Linked DNA regions of Homo sapiens: region 1 is linked to region 2. Evidence: read pairs that join two places in POLR2A ChIA-PET (ENCODE). Cell type or tissue: B cell. All regions are shown on one strand. Each heading gives the region's core, and the rest is flanking DNA. Links, peaks and the distances in the headings are about the cores only.

What was found. Peaks named below come from ENCODE experiments on the same cell type or tissue, not always from the same donor. Only the 100,000 strongest peaks of a DNase experiment are listed, where the experiment ranks them.
Region 1: POLR2A ChIA-PET joins it to region 2 with 5 read pairs; 4 of 35 experiments call an interaction of 5 or more read pairs at or near these places.

What each region holds. Positions count from the first base shown.
Region 1 is chr19:16,010,661-16,016,037 of GRCh38, reverse strand. LINC00661 (long intergenic non-protein coding RNA 661) reads right to left here and starts at 404. Exons shown (of 9, transcript NR_026828.1): 1 at 249-404. LOC105372291 (a long non-coding RNA gene) reads left to right here and starts at 982. Exons shown (of 2, transcript XR_936355.1): 1 at 982-1,067; 2 at 1,653-1,902. In B cell, for the core only: no CTCF peak of the experiment used is centred there; no DNase peak of the experiment used is centred there.
Region 2 is chr19:16,101,646-16,107,022 of GRCh38, reverse strand. It overlaps TPM4 (tropomyosin 4), which reads right to left. Exons shown (of 8, transcript NM_003290.3): 8 at 4,021-5,377. Among named protein-coding and RNA genes, the nearest start is that of RAB8A, 7.6 kb to the left of the region's middle. In B cell, for the core only: no CTCF peak of the experiment used is centred there; a DNase peak (open chromatin) is centred at 2,102; H3K4me3 peaks cover 596 bases; H3K27ac peaks cover 3,115 bases.

The sequences.
Region 1 (5,377 bases), core at 295-5,294, 91 kb after region 2:
CAGACCCCTGCCAACCAGGCCCCGGACGCTGGACTCCACTGACCATGTCCCAGCTACTGGACCCCCACTGACCAGGCCCCAACAACTGCTGGACTGCACTGATCAAGCCCAAACTGCCAGACCCCACTGACTGGGCCCCAACTCCTAGACCCCTCCTGACTGAGCCCCAACTGCCAGACCCTTGCCAACCAGGCCTCTTCTTATGAGACCCCTGCTGACCAGACCCCAACTGCTGGGCCCCTGCTTACCAGGCCCCCACATCCACACCTCACTGACTAGGCCTCACTGCTCTGATCCCCGCCGATCAGGCCCCAAATGCCGGGCCCAGATGACCAGGCCTCAACTGCTAGACGGCCCACCAACCAGGCCTCAGCTCCTGGACCCCTGTTGACCAGGCCCCAACTGCCAGACCCCAATGACCAGGCCCCAACTGCCAGAGCCCTGCTGACCAGGTTCCAACTGCTGGATCCCCTTTGACCAGGCCCCAACTGTTGGACCCCCGACAACCAGGTCCCAACTGCCTGATTCCGCCAACCAGGCCCCAACTGGTAGACCCCTGCTGACCAGGTCCCAACTGCGAGACCCATGCAGATGAAGGCCCAGCGTCCAGACCTCACTGCCTAGACCGCACTGATCTGATCCTCACTGACCAGGCCCCAACCGCCAGACCCCACCTACCAGGTCCCAGCTGCTGCATCCCTGCCAAATAACCCCCAGCTGCCGTATCCCCTCTGACCAGGCCCCAACTGCTGGACCCCCTCCAAACAGGCCCCAACTATAAGACCCCGCTGACCAGGCCCCAACTGCCAGACCCCCATGGACGAGGCTGCAACTGCCAGATCTCTGCTCACCAGGCCCCAACTGTGGGACCCCCGCTGGCCAGACCCCAACCATGAGACCCTCGCCAAACACGCCCCAACTACTGGACTCTTGCTGGCCAGGCCCCAACCCCCAGGGCCTAGTCAGTCAGTGAGACCTGACTAGGTCTCACTGATCAGATCCCCGCTGACCTTGCCCCAGCTGCAGACCCCTATTGACTGTGGGCGGAGGATTACCCAGGTGCCGAGGTGAGAGACTGAAGACACAAACTGTTTCAGTATAATAAAGAAAATAGTTAGAATAAGAATAGTCATAATACAAATTAGATATAGAGATGATCATGGACAATTATCAATCATTATTATAAACATTATTAATCATTAGCTTTTAATATTACTCTTTGTTGCGTTACTAACATAACCTAGGAATAACTGGCGGGTAGAGGGTCAGGTGCTGAAGGGACATTGTTAGAAGTGACCTAGAAGGCAAGAGGTGAGCCCTCTGTCAACGCGTGCATAAGGGCAGCTTGAGGGCTCCTTGGTCAAGCGGTAACGCCAGTGTCTGGGAAGGCGCCCGTTACTTAGCAGACTGCGAAAGGGAGTCTCCTTTCCTTGGAGGAGTCAGGGAACACTGCTCCACCAGCTTCTTGTGGAAGGCTGGATATTATCTAGGCCTGCCGCAGTCATCCGGAGGCCTAAACCCCTCCTTGTGGTGCTGTGCTCCAATGGTCACTTTCATGTTCCTCCCGTACTCCTGGTTCCTCTTTGAAATTTGTAGTAGATAGCGGTAGAAGGAATAGTGAAAGTCTTACAGTCTTTGATCTTTCTTGTAAGTGCATAGAAGAAAACGCTGACGTATGCTGCCTTCTCTCTCTCTGCTTCGGCTACCTAAGAGGGAAGGGCCCCCTGTGCTGTGATCACGTGACTTGCTTCACCTTGTCAATCACTTAGAAGATTCACCCTCCTGACCCTACGCCCCTTGTCTTGTATGCAATAAATATCAGTGTGCCCAGCCATTCAGGGCCACTACTGGTCTCCGCGTCTTGATGGTAGTGGTCCCTCGGGCCCAGCTGTTTTCTCTTTATCTCTTGGTCTTGTGTCTTTATTTCTTACGCTCTCTCGTCTCTGCACACGGGGAGAACACCCGCTAAGTCCCGTAGGGCTGGACCCTCCAATCAACCAGGTCCCAACTGCTGGACCCCACTGACCAGGCCCCAGGAACTGCCGGCCGCCTGCTGACCAGGCCCCACTGGTCCGATCCCCACTGAGCAGTCCCCTGCTGATCAAACCCCACTGACCAGATTTTCCATGACCTGACCCTCATTGAATGGATCCCGTTAAGCCGACCACAATGACCATGTCCTCACTGACCAACACCCCCGTGAGTAGGCCCCCCCACTGACTAGGCTTCTGATGACCAGGCCCACACTGCCAGGGCCCCACTGACCAGACCACATGACATGGCCCCACAGACCAGGCCCCACTGACCCAAACCACTGACTGGTCCCAACTGGCCAGGAGCTCAATGACAAGGTCACTGCCAACAGTGCCCCTTACAACCAGGCCTCCACTGACCAGGGCCCCACTGAGTAGGCCCCACTGGGGAGTCCTTCGGTGGCACCGCATTAGCTGACCACACCCCTGACAACCAGGTCTCTGCTGACATGGTCCCCACAGAACACGTCCCCATTGACCAGGTCCCAAATAACCAAATCCCATGGACCGGGATCTGCTGACTAGGCCACACTGACATGCTTCCAATGGTGAGACCTTCGCTGACTGAGCAGGACCACACCGCCAGGCCTCAGCTGACTAGACCACAATGACGAGGTTTCCACTGACCAGGTGCTAACCGCCCAACCCCTACTAACGAGGCTCTACTTTTCAGATCCCGCTGACCAGACCCCCAGTGACCAGGCCCCTACTGAACAAAATACCACTCCCTACACCCCCACTGACTAGGTTTTTTGTTGTTTGTTTTTGAGATGGAGGCTGCCTCTGTCACCCATGTTGGAGTACAGTGGTGTGATCTTGGCTCACTGCAACCTCCACTTCCTGATTAGGTTCAAGTGATTCTCCTGCCTCAGCCTCCCGAGTAGCTGGGACGACAGGCACATGCCACCACGCCTGGCTATTTTTTGTATTCTTAGTAGAGGTGGGGTTTCACCATGTTGGCCAGACTGGTGTCAAACTCCTGACCTCAGGTGATCTACCCACCTCGGCCTCCCAAAGTGCTGGAATTACAGGCATATTCCACCATAACTGGCTAATTTTTGCATTCTTAGTAGAGGTGGGGTTTCACCATGTTGGCCAGACTGGTGTCAAACTCCTGACCTCAGGTGATCTATCCACCTTGGCCTCCCAAAGTGTTGGAATTACAGGCATGAGCCACCGTGCCTGGCCCACTGACTAGATTTTTACAGATAAGGCCCATACTGAGCAGACCCCAGTGACCAATTCCTCACCGAGCAAAACCCCACTGACTTAGATCCTGCTGACCGGGCTTCCCCCTCACTGACAAGACTCTGGCTGACCAGGTCACCACAGACAAGGCCCGCAATGACTATGTCCCATTGACTGGGCTTTTGATGACCAGGCCCCCATGGACCACAAAAGTGAATGACCAAGGCAAAGTCTCAAATCATCCAAGTTTATTGAGCCAGTGTGAGGACCCGCCAGGGAAAATGTGGGTCACAGAAGCACCTGTGGCTGTTATAGATATACGTGTCCCTGTGATAAATCAAGCAGCTGACCAACCATTACCTCTCCCTTCCTGCTCTTTCCATCTATTAAATACGAAGGGCTGTAGAAGCTCAGGGCCTTTGCTCACTAGAAGCGAGGAGCCCCCTGATCCTTCTTTCAAAACAGATCTTTTTGTCTTTGTCTTTATTTCTGCATCCGTCCCCCTTCATTCACTCCCAAACTGACAGCGCTACTTCATGTAGTATGATTTTATTGTACTAAATTAGTCAAATATGTCTCTCATGGACTTCAGGAGATCTAATATAAAAAATAATGAGGTCACAAAGACTGAATTTAGAAGTTGATTTTGGAAAGTTAGTCAAATATCGAAAGTCTATGACACTTAATATCACAAAATAGGATCATAGGTGATTGTCTAAAGTCATTCATTTAGCCAAAGTAGTAACTCAGACACTTCAAAAAAATGCAAAGACCTTAAATTATTATTTTTTGAGAGAGGAGACTTACTTTCCTAAATAATAAGCCCTAATAAGGGACAAGGTATGGGGCCAGTTTCTCAATCTTATAAACAAGCTTCAATCATCTTGACCATAAGATATAATTTATATAAGCCAGATGCTGGTCTTGCTTCAGTGTGCCTTTAACATTAATGTTTAAGTTATAGAGAAACTCTGAACTAATTTCATCTCTCAAAATTGGCCCTTACAATCTTGCATGCTCACCTTTTCCATGATAGTCCCTGGGTCTAGAGGGGTTCAATAATAATAGTTTTAATTTCTGGCCTTGTGTCTCACGAACACAGTTTATTTTGATTGTAATCTTCTCTAGGGTCCAAAAATGAGGCTTTAACTGCTGTCAGTGTTTAAAATTTTGCAGGTCTTGGTGTCCTTTTTAGACCCAGGAGTCAAAGTCCTGTAACTTAAGAGCACAAGGACTTTAAAAGTAATGCCGAAAGTTACATTAATGTCATAATCTTAATTTTTTACAATCTCAGTTTTCTTAGGAAAATCAATAATAACAATAACATAGGAATTATTTTGATAAGATGAAACATTTGCTTGTTACATCAGTTACCAAAAGGCAAAAAAAAAAAAAAAAAGACCTTTTGGCCGGGCGCAGTGGCTCATGCCTGTAATCCCAGCACTTTGGGAGGCCGAGGTAGGTGGATCACGAGGTCAGGAGATCGAGACCATCCTGACTAACACGGTGAAACCCCGTCTCTACTAAAAATACAAAAAAATTAGCGGGGTGAGATGGCGGGCGCCTGTAGTCCCAGCTACTCGAGAGGCTGAGACAGGATAATGGCGTGAACCCGGGAGGCAGGGCTTGCAGTGAGCTGAGATCACGCCACTGCACTCCAGCCTGGGCGACAGAGCAAGACTCCATCTCAAAAAAAAAAAAAAAAAAAAAAAAAAAAGACCGTCTGCAGTGTGATTGCTTTTCTCCATGGGGAGTCCATTTAGATAAGCTGCAAGTCAAATCTAATGAAAATTGTACTGATTTAGACACAGAGTGTGTCCCGAGTCATAAGTGAGTTTTTAATTTCATAGACGAATTTAAAGCCAAGAGCACAAGAATGTTATATTAGATGAAAACATTTCCTTTAGACTTTAAGACAAAACATTTCTGACATCAGGCCACATCAGTTAGAATGTGATGAAAAACAGTTACAGAGGCCGATGAAAAGTTGAAAGAGACAGTTACTATCTCAGAACTTCTTGAAGGGGAGAGAAAGCTGAATACAGCAAGAGATGCAATAAAAGTTGAACTTTTGGGTTAAAAATTAAAACTTTTTATAATTTTATTAAGAGTAAATCAATACTGTAAGAAAATTTACTCGTTCTAACCAATTCTTT
Region 2 (5,377 bases), core at 209-5,208:
GATTGCACCACTGCACTCCAGCCTGGGTGACAGAGCAAGACTCTGTCTCAAAAATAAAAAATAAAAAAACAAATAGCTCTTGAATTGCATTCTTCCATTTCCATTGCCACAGTGGAATCATTACATTTCTCCACTGGTCTCCCTGACCATTTTCTCTAACCCAGATTCCACCCTGCAGTGTGCTTATTCTAAAATACTTTAGGCTGGGCACGGTGGCTCATGCCTGTAATCCCAGCACTTGGGGAGGCTGAGGCAACCAGGTTACTTGAGGTCTGGCATTTCAGACCAGCCTGGGCAACATGGCGAAACCCTGTCTCTATTAAAAATACAAAAATTAGCTGGGTACACATCTGTCGTCCCAGCTACTCGGGAGGTGGAGATGGGAGGATTGCTTGAGCCCAGGAGGTCGAGGCTGCTGTGAGCCATGATCACGCCACTGCCCTCCAGCCTGGGTGACAAGAGTGGAATCCTGTCTCAAAAAGCAAAACAAACAAACAAACAAACAAAAAAACCACTTCCTTTAATAGCCATCTGTGGTCTCTGGGCAGGATAAAGTCCAAAATCTTCCTCTTAGCGTTTGAAATCCCTCACAGTCTGGTTCTGACCTCATGCTGTGTTCCAGCCATACTTCATGGCATTGGGAACTCCCCAAAAGTTGGGACAGGTCCGTTGAACACAGTGAAGTGTGAAGTGCTGAGGCCATAAGCATGACTAAAACAGCATCCCGAGATGAGATTACAACCCAAGTGGGGAGGGAGGAGGGAGAAACAGACACACAAAGGAGGAACTGTGGTCAAATCATGGCAGGGCCTTTATTGGAGGGTGTGACTTTATTCATTCACATTCTCTGCACCAACCATCTGAATCAGCCCAGTGCCCATTAAAGGTTGGATTGGCCTAAAGGAAATGCTTTAATTGTATACTTTTATTATAACTACATTTTCGGTTATTTATTTTATTTATTTATTTAAAGACAGAGTCTGTCACTCAGGCTGGATTGCAGTGGCGCGATCTCAGCTCACTGCAGCTTCCACCTCCCAGGTTCAAATGATTCTCCTGCCTCAGCCTCCTGAGTAGCTGATTATAGGCACCCACTACCACACTCAGCTAATTTTTATATTTTTAGTGGAGACGGGGTTTCACCATGTTGGCCAGGCTGGTCTCAAACTCCTGAATTCAAGTGATCTGCCCACCTCGGCCTCCCAAAATGTTGGGATTACAGATGTCAGCCACCGTGCTCAGCCAGTTATTTATTTTTTATTAATTTATTTTTGGAGAATGGGATCTCGCTATATTGCCCAAGCAGGTCTTGAACCCCTGGCTGGGCTCGTTATCCTCCCCTGTCTCTGCCTGCTGTTTTTTTTGAGACAGAGTTTTGCTCTTGTTGCCAAGGCTGGAGTGCAGTGGCAGGATCTCAGCTCACGGCAACCTCCGCCTCCCAGGTTCAAGCGATTCTCCTGCCTCAGCCTCCCGAGTAGCTGGGATCACAGGCATGCGCCACCACACCTGGCTAATTTTGTATTTTTGGTAGAGATGGGGTTTCTCCATATTGGTCAGGCTGGTCTCGAACTCCCAACCTCAGATGATCCGCCCGCCTTGGCCTCCCAAAGGGCTGGGATTACAAGCGTGAGCCACCGTGCCCGGCCTGTTATTTTATTTTTGAGACAGAGTCTTGATCTGTTGCCCAAGCTGGAGTGCAGTGGCGCAATCTTGGTTCACTGCCACCTCTGCCTCTTGGGTTCAAGCAATTCTCCTGTCTCAGCCTCCCAAGTAGCTGGGATTACAGACGTGTGCCACCACGCCTGGCTAATTTTTGTATTTTTAGTAGAGACAGGGTTTCACCATGTCGGCCAGGGTGGTCTCCAACTCCTGACCTCAGGTGATCTGCCTGTCTGTGACCTCAGATGATCTGCCCACCTTGGCTTCCCAAAGTGCTGGGATTACAAGTGTGAGCCACAGCGCCCGGCTTGTTATTTTTTCGATAACAGAAAGTTGTCTGCAGACTCCATTAATGTTTTAAAGGCTTTCATTTCTCTTTCTGATTCACTGCCTCCCCTCCTCAAAAGAAGATCTTGAGGCAAAATATCAAAATTCAGGTAGTGAAACTGTAGTGGTCTTTGACATTCTGTTCTAAGTTCTCTGCCATCCAGCGAGCTAAATTTTAAGATTACTTCCTTCGAATCACTTCTTCCCTCGTATTCCATGGCAACCTGTACTGGATTATTGAAACCTTTTCCTAACTGGGCTTCCTGCCTTAGTCCACCCCAATGCTAGACCTTCTTGAAGATGAATGCTAAGTGGATTTTCCTAATGTATTGCTTGACTTGTTTCCTCCAGTCTTTTTTTTTTTTTTTAGGTGGAGTCTTGCTCTGTGGCCCAGTCTGGAGTGCAGTGGTGTGATCTTGGCTCACTGCAACCTCCGCCTCCTGGGTTCAAGCGATTCTCCTGCCTCAGCCTCCCGAGTAGCTGGGATTACAGGTGCGTGCCACCATGCCCGGTTAATTTTTTGTATTTTTAGTAGAGATGGGGTTTCACCCTGTTAGCCAGGATGGTCTCAATCTCCTGACCTCGTGATCTGCCCATCTCGGCCTCTCAAAGTGCTGGGATTACAGGTGGGAGCCACTGCACCTGGCCTCTTCCAGTCTTTTTAGTCTTTATTTTTTATTTTTGGAGACAAGAGTCTTGCTCTGTTGCCTAGGCTGAAGGGCAGTGGCATGATCTCAGCTCACTGCAACCTCTACCTCCTGGGTTCAAGTGATTCTCCTGCCTCAGCCTCCTGAGTAGCTGGGATTACAGGTGTGCACCCGCTAATTTTTGTATTTTTAGTAGAGACGGGGTTTCACCATGTTGCCCAGGCCAGTCTTGAACTCCTGAGCTCAAATGATCCACCTGCCTCAGCCTCCCAAAGTGCTGGGATTACAGGTGTGCACCCAGCTAATTTTTGTATTTTTAGTAGAAACGGGGTTTCACCATGTTGCCCAGGCCAGTCTTGAACTCCTGAGCTCAAATGATCCACCTGCCTCAGCCTCCCAAAGTGCTGGGATTACAGGTGTGAGCCACCGCACCTGGCCTCCTCTAGTCTTTAGTGGCTCTCCACTCCTGACTAAATTAAGTTCAGGCTGTCATCAGTGTGGGCTCAGCCTACCTTCCAGCTTTTCTGCTTCTGCTTTGCTTTATTTATTTACTTATTTTGAGACAGGGTCTTGCTCAGAGACGGTCCCCCAGGCTGGAGTGCACAGGCCAATCATAGCTCACTGCATCCTCTGCCTCCTGGGCTCAAGCGATCCTTCTTCCTCAGCCTCTCGAGTAGCTGGGACTTATAGGCATGTGCCACCACACCCCACTAGTTTGTGTGTGTGTGTTTGAGACAGAGTCCCGCTCTGTCACCGGGGCTGGAGTGCAGTGGCGTGATCTCGGCTCACTGCAACCTCCGCCTCCCGGGTAGCTGGGATTATAGGTGTGCACCACCATGCCCAGCTCATTTTTGTGTTTTTAGTAGAGATGGGGTTTCACAATGTTGGCCAGGCTGGTCCTGAACTCCTGGCCCTAAGCGGTCCGCCAGCCTCGGCCTCCCAAAGTGCTGGGATTACAGGTGTAATTTGGCCACTGTACCTGGCCAAATTTTTGTTATTGTTTGTAGACGGGGTCTCACTATGGTGCCCATGCTGGTCTGCTTTCCTTTGTATGTGTAACTCAGCCTTAGCTAGGCAGATCTTCCTAACTCAGGCAACAGAGATGATTTTCCCTGCTTTTATCTCTTAAAATCCTACTCATTCTTCACAGCCTGGCTTAGGCAGCGTAGGGGATAAGGAAGGCCAGGAGTTTTCGAGTGACCGAGGCTGAGTGCTCTCGCCTGCAATGAGACTGTAATATCCTTGTATCATGAAGTCACAGTATAAAGCAAATAGATAACCTTGTCTACATTCTTGGCTCTGGTTATTTTCCCTTTCCATCCCTTTAACATTTGTTGAACCAAAATGCTCTGTGTACCCCCACACATTCTAAAATTCACGCAAATTGTAGTTTATGTAAAAATTTATTTGACCAAAATGTAGAAAAAGTGATACTATTACATATGATACAGTTGCAAGAATCTAAAGTGTGGATTTTATTCCATTGCACAATTTGCTAGTGTATTTCCTGGGTAGTGTGGTGCTGAATAAATAGGAGTAGGGTGGTGGGGTGGGGTGGGTAAGGGATTCAGATAAGCCAGAAGCAGGGTGATTTTTAGTTGGAATTGTAAACTTTAGTCAGCCCCCACACGCTGCTGGGGAATGTGGAATGTTCTAGCTCTGAGATGTTAACTGAGAAAAGAGAAGTCAAACAAAGCCGATACGTGCAGCCCTGTCTACAGAATCCTTCATTATCCAGTTTAATCAGGAGTTTCTTGGTCTTTTATTAACTTGGTCCCAAAGAAGGAATTCAAGTCCTAGATAAGTAAATCCTCAATTTGCTGTTCCCTGAAGTATGGAAATGAAGTTGGGCCAGTTTTTAATCTCTGCTGCCAGAGAGGCCCTTTCTGCTAATAGATAAAAACTCTTTTGCTCAACTTAGTAATGACTTGTGGTCTTTTGGATATGGCTGACCTGAATTGGACTGAACTCCACCATATTCCTGCTGAGTGGGTCATTACTGGAATGAGACATTTGCTCTTCAGAGAACAACTTTATTTTTATTTTTTCTTGAGATGGAGTCTCACTCTGTCGACCAGGCTGGAGCGCTGTGGTGCGATATCGGCTCACTGCAGTCTCCACTTCCTGGGTTCAAGCGATCCTCCTGCCTCAGCCTCCCGAGTAGCTGGGACTACAGGCAGGCGTCACCATAATTTTTGTATTTTTAGTAGAGACATGGTTTCGCCATGTTGGCTGGGCTGGTCTCGAACTCCTGACCTCAAGTGATCTGTCCTGGCCTCCCAAAGTGTTGGGATTACAGGCGAAAGCCAACGCTCCCGGCCAGGGAACAACTTTAGAATGAAGGAAATATGCAAAAGAACATCACATCAAGGATCAATTAATTACCATCTATTAATTACTATATGTGGGTAATTATGACTATTTCCCAAGCATTCTACGTTGACTGCTTGAGAAGATGTTTGTCCTGCATGGTGGAGAGTGGAGAAGGGCCAGGATTCTTAGGTTGATCTATCTGTGGGTTATGACTTCCCACAATAGCCACCCCCGGCCCCCACCAGTCCTTTTATTGGCTCTGGATGGAAAATCCCTACCCATGTGATGGTCCCTGGTCTCTCCTATAGTTTGACCAACAGTTGACCCAAAAGGTTATGGTCTTCAGCGTTTTAATTATATCCACGACTAGATACTGGGGTCTGTATTCTTCAAAGTGTGGGGCTGCCTATTCTCCCAGGAACCAAATGGCC